3 separate regions of the Homo sapiens genome follow, and all the other regions are linked to region 3. A link is a contact called in ENCODE Hi-C or POLR2A ChIA-PET data. All regions are on one chromosome and are shown on one strand. Each heading gives the region's core, a stretch centred on a gene start or an enhancer-like site at or near the end of the contact. The rest is flanking DNA. Distances are from core to core; before and after follow the strand shown.

Evidence for each region. Hi-C counts contacts between places; a loop is a spot of excess contacts on that map. ChIA-PET counts read pairs that join two places held with the same protein, here RNA polymerase II (POLR2A). Pooled maps may share reads with other maps.
Region 1: a pooled map shows a loop between it and region 3 (2.3-fold over the local background). The contact joins two enhancer-like sites. A Hi-C loop is called at or near these places in 2 of 50 pooled maps. POLR2A ChIA-PET finds 5 or more read pairs at or near these places in 3 of 52 experiments (H1, T-cell and naive thymus-derived CD8-positive, alpha-beta T cell).
Region 2: a pooled map shows a loop between it and region 3 (2.5-fold over the local background). The contact joins the promoter of IL31RA here to the enhancer-like site in region 3. A Hi-C loop is called at or near these places in 1 of 168 maps with a recorded cell type or tissue (mammary epithelial cell) and 4 of 50 pooled maps. POLR2A ChIA-PET finds 5 or more read pairs at or near these places in 1 of 52 experiments (MCF 10A).

What each region holds. Positions count from the first base shown.
Region 1 is chr5:55,901,500-55,905,331 of GRCh38, forward strand. The region is part of intron 8 of IL31RA (interleukin 31 receptor A); the gene reads left to right. Among named protein-coding and RNA genes, the nearest start is that of IL31RA, 52 kb to the left of the region's middle. RefSeq lists enhancers at 1,402-1,903, 1,693-2,342, 1,904-2,403. Within about 2 kb of position 1,717, at least 2 of the 41 ENCODE cell types and tissues checked have a DNase peak (open chromatin) inside an H3K27ac peak, as active enhancers do.
Region 2 is chr5:55,849,561-55,853,465 of GRCh38, forward strand. IL31RA (interleukin 31 receptor A) reads left to right here and starts at 1,797. Exons shown (of 15, transcript NM_139017.7): 1 at 1,797-2,073. The coding sequence starts at 2,011.
Region 3 is chr5:56,199,584-56,203,183 of GRCh38, forward strand. All of the region lies in intron 2 of ANKRD55 (ankyrin repeat domain 55), which reads right to left. Among named protein-coding and RNA genes, the nearest start is that of ANKRD55, 32 kb to the right of the region's middle. Within about 2 kb of position 1,722, at least 2 of the 41 ENCODE cell types and tissues checked have a DNase peak (open chromatin) inside an H3K27ac peak, as active enhancers do.

The DNA of each region.
Region 1 (3,832 bases), core at 467-2,966, 300 kb before region 3:
TAATACCTACCTCACAGAGCTGTAGTGAAGATTAAATGAGATCATGTATGTAAAATGCTTTGTCTGGTGCTAATTATTACTATTGTCATTATTATTATTATTATTATTATTATTATTATTATTATTAATTTTTGAGATGGAGTTTCGCTCTTGTTGCCCAGGCTGGAGTGCAATGGTGTGATCTCAGCTCACCACAACCTCCACCTCCTAGGTTCAAGCAATTATCCTGCCTCAGCCTCCTGAGTAGCTGGGATTACAGGCATGTGCCACCACACCAGGCTCATTTTGTATTTTTAGTAGCGACGGGGTTTCTCCATGTTGGTCAGGCTGGTCTCGAACTCCTGACCTCAGGTGATCCACCTGCCTCAGCCTCCCTAAGTGCTGGGATTACAGGCGTGAGCCACTGCTCCTGGCTTATTGTCATTCTTAATAAAATTTCTGATTGATCAAATTTCTGTTAGACACAGATTATCGACTTTAAAAATATTATAAAATACACTTTAAAGTTATGCTAAATTCACTTAGGTTTTTTTTGGCTTTGTGTCAGATACGACTGTGTGATCATCAATTATAAGGGTCCTAGATCAGGTATTGGCACACTGCAGCTTGCAGGTTAAATCTGGTTGGACACTTGTTATTGTAAATGAAGTTTCACTCTAACACAACCACACATATTTGCTCACATATTATTTATGGCTTCTTTTGTGCAACGGTGGCTAAGTTGAATAGTTATGACAGAGACGACCTAGCCCACAAAACCTAAAATCTAAAATATTTGCTATCTGGCTCTTTACAGAGAAACTTTACAGATGCTAGTCCCAGACATAAAAGAAAATAATGTTCTGGATGTGCACGATGGCTCACGCCTGTAATCCCAGCACTTTGAGGCCAAGACGGGTGGATCGCTGAGTTCAGGAGTTCAAGACAAGTCCAGGCAACATAGTGAAACCTTGTTTCTACAAAAAAAAAAAAAAAAAAAATACAAAAATTAGCCAGGCCTGGTGGCATGTGCCTGTAGTCCCAGCTACTTGAGAGGCTGAGGGGGAAGAATCGCTTGAGCCAAAGAGGTTGAGGCTGCAGTGAGCCGAGATTGTACCACTGCACTCCAGCCTGAGTGACAGAGCGAGACCCTGTCTCAAAAACAAACAAAAGAAAGTAATATTCTACAGAATTTTGCTTACTAAAGTGGAGGCAACTGGAGAATGAGAATAATAACTAGAGAATAATAAGATAATTTTTGTAAGTATAACTATCATTAAGTAATAGTTATCATACATTGTCTACTAGTATGTGTCAGGAATTGTGCTAAGATAACATAGGTTTTCCCATTTTAGCCTTGACATGACTCATGATGTAGATGCTGTGAGATCTATTTTATAGACGGCAAAGGGATTCAGGCAAGCTTAGTAATGTGCCCAAGGTCTCTGGAGTGGGATGATTCCAGCTCGGATCTGCAGGATTCCCAACTTGTACCATATCCCACAACCTTAGATGTGTTATTCATAAAGTGACTTGAATTCCGGTCACAGATGCTGTGTGACACTGAACTGGTTATTGACCTGTGCGGGCCTCCACGTTCCCCTCTTGGAATAAGGGCTTGGAATGAGGTTCCTTCTGCTCAGCACGCCCTGGGTTTTGTGAGACCCGAGACAGCAGGCAGCGGTGGCGTGGTCCCAGGCAGGGCATCGGAAAGCCCGGCCACTGTGTCATAAGGCCAGAGGAGGAAGATGGGCCCAAGTTGGGGCAGAGCTCAGGATGGGCCAGGACGGTTGGCAAAGGAGAAGCAGCACCAGCACGTGAGCCCCGGGTGACTGTCTTCATGCAGATCACAAGAAATCAATGGCTTTCACAGTCAAAGCCCCTCCCTGCTTCTTCAAGGAAGGATCTGTGTTTCCCACCACACCTGGGGATGTTTGGAGTAATTGCTCAGAAAGCTCTTGTTGAATGATGGAAGGACCCGGCGATTCGTTTATATTGAGTAGAGTGATGACTTGGAAATTCCCCTTTTGGCGCCCCTTGGTGTGGCCAGGCTTTCCCCTTTCAAGGTTGACTCATGGTTTCCTGGGGCCGGCGCCACGCCCCTGTGGTCTCCGCAGTCTCTGCAGTGCACTTGGCGCTTTAGACCCGGATCTCCCTGCTCCTCAGAGCTCCAGTGTTGGTGAGAAGGAGTGTGGGTTTAGACACCAACACTGGCTTCTTCAGGCCAGGATTTGTGGGCAATCATTTTTTAAAAAAGTGCCTCCAGGGAGATGAGGAAGCTGCAGAAGCAGGCCAGGACAGGGCAGAGGCTGAGATGAAGGTGGGCTTTCAGGGCTGCCAAAACGAAGCACTGCAGACTGGGGGGCTTCAAACAACAGAACTTTATTGTCTCATGGTCCTGGAGGCCAGAAGTCCCACATCAAGGTGCTGGTTGGCCATGCTCCCTAAAGTCTCTAGGGGAGAATCCTTCCTTACCCCTTCCAGCTTGTAGTGGCCCCAGGTATTCCTTGGCTTGTGGTAGCTCCAGTAACTCCCATAAATCCAATCTCTGCTTCAGTCTTCACATGGCTAGCTTCTTGTGTGTCTCTGTTTCCATGCCCAGATTCCTCTTTTCTTATAAAGGGCCCACTGTCTTAACTAATTACATCTGCAATGGCCTATTTCCAAATACAGTCACATTGTGTGGCACTGGGTATATACTTTGGGGGGATACAATTCAACCTGTAACAGGTACAATCTGAGATAAAAGCCCCAGGGAGGGGGGTTCCCACTGGATCTTGCAGGGGACTCTATCTAGAGTGTGAGTGACATCTCATAGTCATCCCAGCCAAGCAAAACACAAGCACACAGTAAGAAGGAAGCTGAGTGGGTCTGGGTGGAGCGCCAACATTGGCTGCTAGAAGAGTCTAGTTACATCTCCAAGGCTCCAGCAGGGACTTTCAGCCAGGACTGGCTGGGTATGCTTCCAGGCGGTGAGCAGGGGAAGGCTGGAAGGAGAAACTCAGAGCCCTAGGGTTAGGTGGGGTCAATCTCCAGGCTCTGTGCTTCTTGCCCCGGCCTCTGCTCCTTCTGTGGCTTCACATTTCCTCCATGCCTCAGTTGTCCTTCTCAGAGTTACCTTTTCAGGTTGACAACTTACCTGGCCTTGCTGCTAGGACTAGCCCCTGGAGTGTCTCATAAGGACCCTGTTTGGGAAAAGGATCCGTCAACTGTGGCTTACAAGAACAAGACTCCTAAATATACACACAGCCTGCTGGGGTTTGTTGCCAAGGAATAGCAGGATGCAGGACCCCTGGTCCCCACCCCAGATTCCTACATGTGGCCTAGGCTTCCAGCTTCAAAAGACTTTTGGGTTTCTTTTTTTTTTTTTTTTTGCAGGACACTTTTGTGCCTGTATCCAGGATCATCTCTGACATTCATTGAAACACTCTTCCTGGCTGGGCGTGGTGGCTCGTGCCTGTAATCCCAGCACTTTGGGAGACCGACTGAGCTGGGCAGATCACTTGAGGTCAGAAGTTTGAGACCAGCCTGGCCAACATGGTGAAACCCCATCTCTACTAAAAATACAAAAAATTAGCCAGGTGTGTTAGCATGTACCTATAGTCCCAGCTACTCGGGAGGCTGAGGCACAAGAATCACTTGAACCCAGGAGGTGGAGGTTGCAGTGAGCCAAGATCATGCCACTGCACTCCAGCCTGGGTGACAGGGCGAGACTCTGCCTCAAAAAAAAAAAAAAAAGAAAGAAAGAAAGAAAAAGAAAAAGAAACGCTTTTCCCATGGATTCGAGTTTTGCAGGTTGAGGAGTGCAACGCTGGTGAGGATTGGGTGAGGGGAGAGCATGCCCTGGAATTTC
Region 2 (3,905 bases), core at 547-3,046, 350 kb before region 3:
TTAACTTACTGAGCCGATTACTCATCCTTCTCCAAACTTTCTAAGAGTGCTGCAAAACTTTTCAAGTTTCAACATCTGTCAGATCCATTGGGTCCCCTCCATGTATTTTTTCATTGGAAATATCCCTCCTTGAGCCTGGCGTCTGCCACTCACTTGGGCTAGTTGCTCTCCAAGCCTGTTGTACTCTTATCATCTTGGGATCTCCCTTGGCCACCATTCTTGGAATTCTCTCTCTTCTATTTGAAATTTGCTGTTTTTGGGAGCCCATTTTTCCTTTTTGTTTTGGCTTATGCTCTTGTTTTTGTAGTCACTTTTTTCAATAACATCTCGAAAATGGTCACATGGGAGATAAAGTTCTTGAAACTTGGCATGTTGGAAAATGCAGTTTCAAGAACGTTGTTTTACCTTTCTTTCTGATGGATCATTTGGATGGGTAGAGCATCCTAGGTGAGAAATAATTTTCCAATAGAGTTATAAAGGAATTGATCCATTGCTTTCTAACTTCTGGTTTTGTTATTAAGTCTAAAGCCATTCTCATCCTTGATCCTTTGTATGTGACTTATTTTTTTCCTATCTGGAAACATTTTTTTTCTGTTTATTCTTGATATTCTGAAACTTCACTGTTTTGTACTTCAGTGTAGATTTATTTTCATTTATTATGCTGTTTACAGTGGGCCCTTTCAATCTGGAAACAAATGTTCCTCAATTCTTGGGAATTTTATTGTATCACTTCTCTCATTATTTCTTTCCCTCCATTCCTCTGTTCTGTGCTTCTGTACTGCTGGTAGTCAGATGTTGGCTATTCTTCATCTCTTTGTCTTTTCTTCTATCTTCTGGAAGATTTCCTCAACTTTATTTTCTAGTCTTTAGACTTCAGCTCTCATATTTTGAATCTCCAAGAGTTCTTGTTCTCTAATTATGCCTTTATCATAGCATCCTATTCATATTTTGTGGGTACAACATTTTTTCTTATTTTCTATGAAGGTTTAACTAATATTTCTTTTAAAAAATATTCTGCTTTCTGCATTGCCTTTCTTTCAAGTTTTTTCCCCCCATCTGCTGTTGGGATGGGAGAAATTTAATGAATTTGGCTTTGTGGGGTTAGGATTAGGTAGTCTATTTCTTTTTCAGATTTTCAACCAATCTTATGATTTTTGTTTCAGAGGTATAGTCAATTCTCATTATTCCTTCATTATTCCTGGCAATTATGTTCAATAAAATCGCCACAAACACTGAATTAGAAAATACTGCTGAGCGTGGTGGCTCATGCCTGTAATCCCAGCACTTTGGGAGGCCGAGGCAGGTGGATCACCTGAGGTCAGGAGTTTGAGACCAGCCTGAACAACATGGAGAAACCCCGTCTCTACTAAAAATACAAAATCAGCTGGGCTTGGTGGCGCATGCCTGTAATCCCAGCTACATGGGAGGCTGGCCTGAGGCAGGAGAATCACTTCAACCCGGGAGGTGGAGGTTGCGGTGAGCTGAGATGGCGCAATTGCACTCCAGCCTAAGCAACAAGAGCGAAACTCTGTCTCAGAAGAAAAAAAAAAAGAAAAAAAGAAAATACTGAATTATTCTCTGTGGGGGAAATATAGAGTTAGGTGCCTGTGAGCCTCTGGTCACAACATTTTTGTCAGCTAATCAATACATAACCTTGTTTTGTGTGTGTTTCTGTTTAAAGACACCTTATTTAATATACATTGTTGATTCATCAACATTGAACTCATGGCTAATAACAGTACTATGACTCATGCCTGAATAGAGCTTATTTAACACACATATTTTCTCCATGAGGCACAGCCTCCTTCTGCTTAGGAACACCAGACAGCACTCCAGCACTCTGCTTGGGGGGCATTCGAAACAGCAAAATCACTCATAAAAGGCAAAAAATTGCAAAAAAAAATAGTAATAACCAGCATGGCACTAAATAGACCATGAAAAGACATGTGTGTGCAGTATGAAAATTGAGACAGGAAGGCAGAGTGTCAGCTTGTTCCACCTCAGCTGGGAATGTGCATCAGGCAACTCAAGTTTTTCACCACGGCATGTGTCTGTGAATGTCCGCAAAACATTGTGAGTATTGATTTGGGGGGTTACAAATAATTCCTAGCAAGTAGGTGAATTCACAAATAAGGAAGCTGTGAGTAATGAGGGTTGATTTTACCTACCTAGTGTCTCAAATCCTGAGCCGTATGAGATTCCGTGGCATAATTATGTTTGCTTATTGTTGGCAACCTTATTAGGCATTTCTAGGTTTCTGCTTTCTCATCTTTACCAGTTCAGTTATGGCTTGATTCATTTCTCTTTTTCCAAAGATTTGTTGACATCTCTTATTTGCTGTTGCCTCTTCCCATTTGTTTTGTCTTGTGGTTCTATATCTTTGCCATAATTTTTGTGGAGTTTCCTGAGAGAGTAGAGATAAATGTATATGCTCAATTGGTCTTGTCTTAACCAGAATTCTATTTAATACACAACACCTTTAGTGAGCTGTTATGCATGTAATAGGTGTTTACTAAGTATTGGTTGAATAAATTCAAGAAATGCTTGCTATTTTTGTGCTAGCATTTAGCTTTTCTCTATAGTATATTATAATGGAATTTTATTTTATTTTATTTTATTTATTTTTTGAGACAGAGTTTCACTCTTGTCGCCAGGTTGGAGTACAATGGCACGATCTTGGCTCACTGCAACCTCTGCCTCCCGGGTTCAAGCGATTCTCCTGCCTCAGCCTCCCGAGTAGCTGGGATTACAGGTGCCTGCCACCATGCCTGACTAATTTTTTTGTATTTTTAGTAGAGATGGGGTTTTGCCATGTTGGTCAGGCTGGTCTCAAACTCCTGACATCAGGTGATCCACCTGCCTCAGCCTCCCAAAGTGCTGGGATTACAGGCGTGAGCCACCACGCCTGGCTGGAATTTTAAATATCTCATAATTATAATCTTCTAGGTAAAAGACTAGCTCTCTTTCTCACCCTTATTCCTCCTACTTAGTGGAACATTGCCTAAGGAAGATGGGGAATGGGTTAAAAATTAAAATGTGGGGCTGGAAAGCATAGCTTGTTTTAAAACTTAGTTTTCTTTCCTTTTGCATCATAATCTCTTCCCCGGTCTATTTATTTCTCGTGGTTTTGTCAGTCCATTACAAACGGTTGCAAAATTGTGGTACTAGAAGGGATCCTAGAAATAATCTAATTTGAACCTTTGATTGCTAGGAAACTGAGAGTCAGGCTGCCTTGGTTCAAGTCTTGGCTCCACCACCCATGTAGGACATGTTGCTTACTGTTTTGACCTCAGTTTCCTTGCCTATAAAGTGGGAATAAAAATACTCCTGATGTTATAGGATTGTTGTGAAGATTAAAAGAGATAATTAATGTGAAGTTCTTAGTACTATGCCTGACACACAGTAAGAGCTCCACAAATTATTAATGATGATTATTACTAGTGGCTAAACTGAAGCTCTGGTTTCTCAGTTCAGTATGTTTTCCTTTAGACGTAAATAAGAATTTGTAAGCCTCTTTTTGGAGTCAGCTACCATTATTTTCTTTCCTTCATCTCCTTCATTGTCTAAAGACAGTTAACATGATTGCGTATTTCTCATTTCAAGCTAAAGATACTCTCACTGTTTCAGCTATTACCACATTTGTAAGGACTTCCTGAAGAGAAAATTTAAAAGTTAGTCACTTCTTTTAGTTGTTTCTGGTCTTTCAGATGATCCTTTTTTTTTGTAGAGTTGAGTGTTTTTGTTTTTGCTTTTGTTTTTAGTTAACAATAATGCAATCCATTTCCCAGCATAAGTGGGTAAGTGCCACTTTGACTTGGGCTGGGCTTAAAAGCACAAGAAAAGCTCGCAGACAATCAGAGTGGAAACACTCCCACATCTTAGTGTGGATAAATTAAAGTCCAGAT
Region 3 (3,600 bases), core at 472-2,971:
TAAAAAAAAAAAAAAACTTGGGTGTGGCTTGGTTTGGTGGCTCACGCCTGTAATCCCAGCACTTTGGGAGGCCGAGGTGGGCGGATCACAAGGTCAGGAGATCGAGACCATCCTGGCTAACACGGTGAAACCCTGTCTCTACTAAAAGTACAAAAAAATTAGCTGGGCGTGGTGGCGGGCGCCTGTAGTCCCAGCTACTTGGGAGGCTGAGGCAGGAGAATGGCATGAACCCGGGTGGTGGAGCTTGCAGTGAGCCGAGATCGCACCACTACACTCCAGCCTGGGTGACAGAGTGAGACTCTGTCTCAAAAAAAAAAAAAAGAGGCCGAGGTGAGAGGATCACTTGAGACCAGTAGTTGGAGACCAGCCTGAGCAACACAGCATCTCTACAATTGTGTTTTAATTGTAATATGTATATATATGAAATGTGTAAAAGTCCGTAAAAGCCTGGAAGAACGTGCATCAAAAAGTCTATAGAGATAATCTCTTGGATATTCTTCAGAACTTTCTATATTTTTCAAATTCTCTATAATGAATTTATGTTCTTTTATACCTGTCAGAATAAACCAAATTCAGGCTTACTAGCTTTAATAAACTAATACTAAGGGGGTACACAGAGCCTAGCATATCTATAACTAAGAAAGCAAGTCCTTGCTGTTTGATAACATCCTAAAAAAGAAAAAAGTATGTATTTTGCTAATTCTGACCTTTATAAATACTCTAGTAGGTTTTTTTTTAAAAAAGACATAGGTATGTATTTTAATTTTTATTAATTTTTACCTAAAAATTGGAAGAATAGACAGCCTTAAGATCATTTCTTTCCTTCATTTTTCATGGTCAAAAAACCTAACTGATTTCTGGATGTATCATAAATTATCCAATGTCAAGGGCTTAGCATTAATACTGGTATGTCAGACACGTAATAGGCTATTAAAAATGTTTTAGATTAGAGGACCTTCCTTAGAGTATCTCAAGTTTTACAAAAAGTTCCTTTTTTAGAGCTTCATATGGTGGCTCTGTCCTTGGGTTATTATGGAGCTCTTTGGGAAAGCCCTTGACTGCATCGGTTACTGGGCCCATTTTGTTGAAATTACCCAGAAGTTAGCTTGACATTTGTTCTGCCTAAGCTGTGACCCTTTTGCAAAAGGGCCAGGTCAGTGGAAGGGCACATTGGGTATTGCAATTTCAAGAGCTCAGACCAGGGTAATTTGGGGAGGCTTTCTTTGGTTTATTCTATTCTGAGGATTCTTGGGTGACTAAACACATCCTAGGGTCACCAATGATGTCTGGATTCATTTTGGACAACCACAGAGGACTCTGAAGCTCTTTCTTAGATTGTTCCTTGAAATAGAATTGATTGCCTCTGAAGAACTCATTCATCCATTTACTCATCTACCATATGCTAGTAAAATTGTAGTTACAAAGGCTACAGAGTTTCTGTCCCTAAGAAAGACATGCCCTAGTGGGAAGACAAATGTCTTATTTATGATTGAGACATACTGGAGATATTATGGCAGGACGGGAAGAATCACTTCAATGAACAGTTTCCTGGGCATTCCTCTAATTCCCTCTCTCCCCCTGCGGGATTATCCTGAATGCTTTGAAGAAACTGCATTCTTAGGGGTACCCAGAATGACCTATCCACAAAGTGGCGTCTTTCCACCTTTAAGGAGCATGCCAGGCCTTACACTGCACCACGATGGCTTCATGGGACAACATTGCCACCCACTGGTAATAAAGAGTCTCTGTGGACCTTCACCTGGGCCCTGAGTCAATCTGGAACTCTTTGGCCATGCAAGAACAAGTTAAAGGTCATTGATACAGCTGGCTGGCATTGAAACAAAATTAGTCTCATGTGACTTTTTTCAAATATATCAGGTGACACAAAGCATACATATAGAAAAATGGTAAGAGCACAAGCTCTGGGGCCTCACCTCTAGAGTCTGATTCTGGCACTGCCACTTACCTGCTAGCTATGTGACCTTAGGCAAGTTGCTTAACATCTCTATGTCCGTTCTTCACTTGCCAAATGGATAAGAATAGTGCCTCCCCCTTAGGGCTGTTCTGAGAGCTAAATGAATTAATTCATATGAAGTGCTTAAAGCAGTGCCTGGCCCAGAGTAAATATTCAAAGTGTGTTAATTAGTGGGGTGATTCCTCAAAGACCAAGAGGCAGAAATACCATTTGACCCAGCAATCCCATTACTAGGTATATACCCCAAGGAATATAAATCATTCTATTATAAAGATACTTGCATGCATATCACAATAGCAGCACTATTCACTGTTAGCAAAAACATGGAATCAACCTAAATGCCCATCAGTGATAAACTGGATAGAGAAAATGTGATACATATGCACCATGGAATACTATGCAGCAATAAAAAAGAACGAGGTCATGTCCTTTGCAGGGACATGGATGGAGTTGGAAGCCATTATCCTCAGCAAACTAATGCAGGAACAGAAAACCAAACACCACGTGTTCTCACTGATAAGTGGGAACTGAATGATGAGAACACATGGACACATGGAGAGGAACAACACACACTGGAGCCTGTCAGAGGGGGTGGTGTGGGGAGAGGGGGAGCATCAGGAAGAAGAGCTAATAGATGCCGAGCTTAATATTTAGGTGATGGGATTATCTGTGCAGCAAACAACCATGGCACACATTTACCTATGTAACAAACCTGCACATCCTACACATGTACCCTTGAACTTAAAATGAAAGTTAAAGAAAAAAAAAAACAAAGTGTGCCTGTTGTTATTATTATCCAAATTACTACTTTGACATTGATAGGCACTTGTGTCTCCTTGCTCTTAAACGAGACCCTTTGCCTTGTGCAGCAGGCTGTAGTAATTTTGTGAGCAGAAACATTTTTACCATTTCTCATGTCTTCTCCAGTCCCTCAGGGTGTATTTCCTGAGATGATAAGAGTGTTTTAGAAAGTGTCAGTCATATGAGAAGAAGAGAGTTTCTTTCTAACATTTTAAAGGGAAAAATAGCTCCGAACTTTCCACATGTACCAGTTGAGGGAACAAACATGCAAAGTGACCTTCATACCGTGGGAGTGGAAAAGAAGAGATTTCATTCTGTGGGGAGGAAGTCTTGCAACAATATTATCTCAAGAGTAAATATCTGACTGCAATCAGATCTTTCTTCCTAACCAAATTTGTGATGCAACACATGTTGTGTTTCTTTGAATGTTAGCATCTCTGTGCTCTTGCGGGGGTAGGTTTTCTGAGCTGTGAATGGCATTTCATGTTGAGCATCTCTCCTGCATGAAGAGGACCTGGGGAATGGAATTTTCTGTTTTAAGGAGTGTTTCTGTGTTGAAATTCAGTAAAGATGCCTCTTAGAATGCACTTTAATAGAATGCATCTTTATTTTAATAATATTAATTCTTAAAAATATCTTAATCTTTATGTATGGGGCCTTTAGGATGGAGGCAATATACACATTTACTGATTAATTTAGTACACATGTTCTGCTCAGATGGGCTTTCTCACCCACTGGGGTTTTGTGGAAACTTTTCTGATGTTAAAATATTATGTCAAGAAATACTTTGGTAATTAGGCAGTGATATGGTCTGGCTCTGTGTT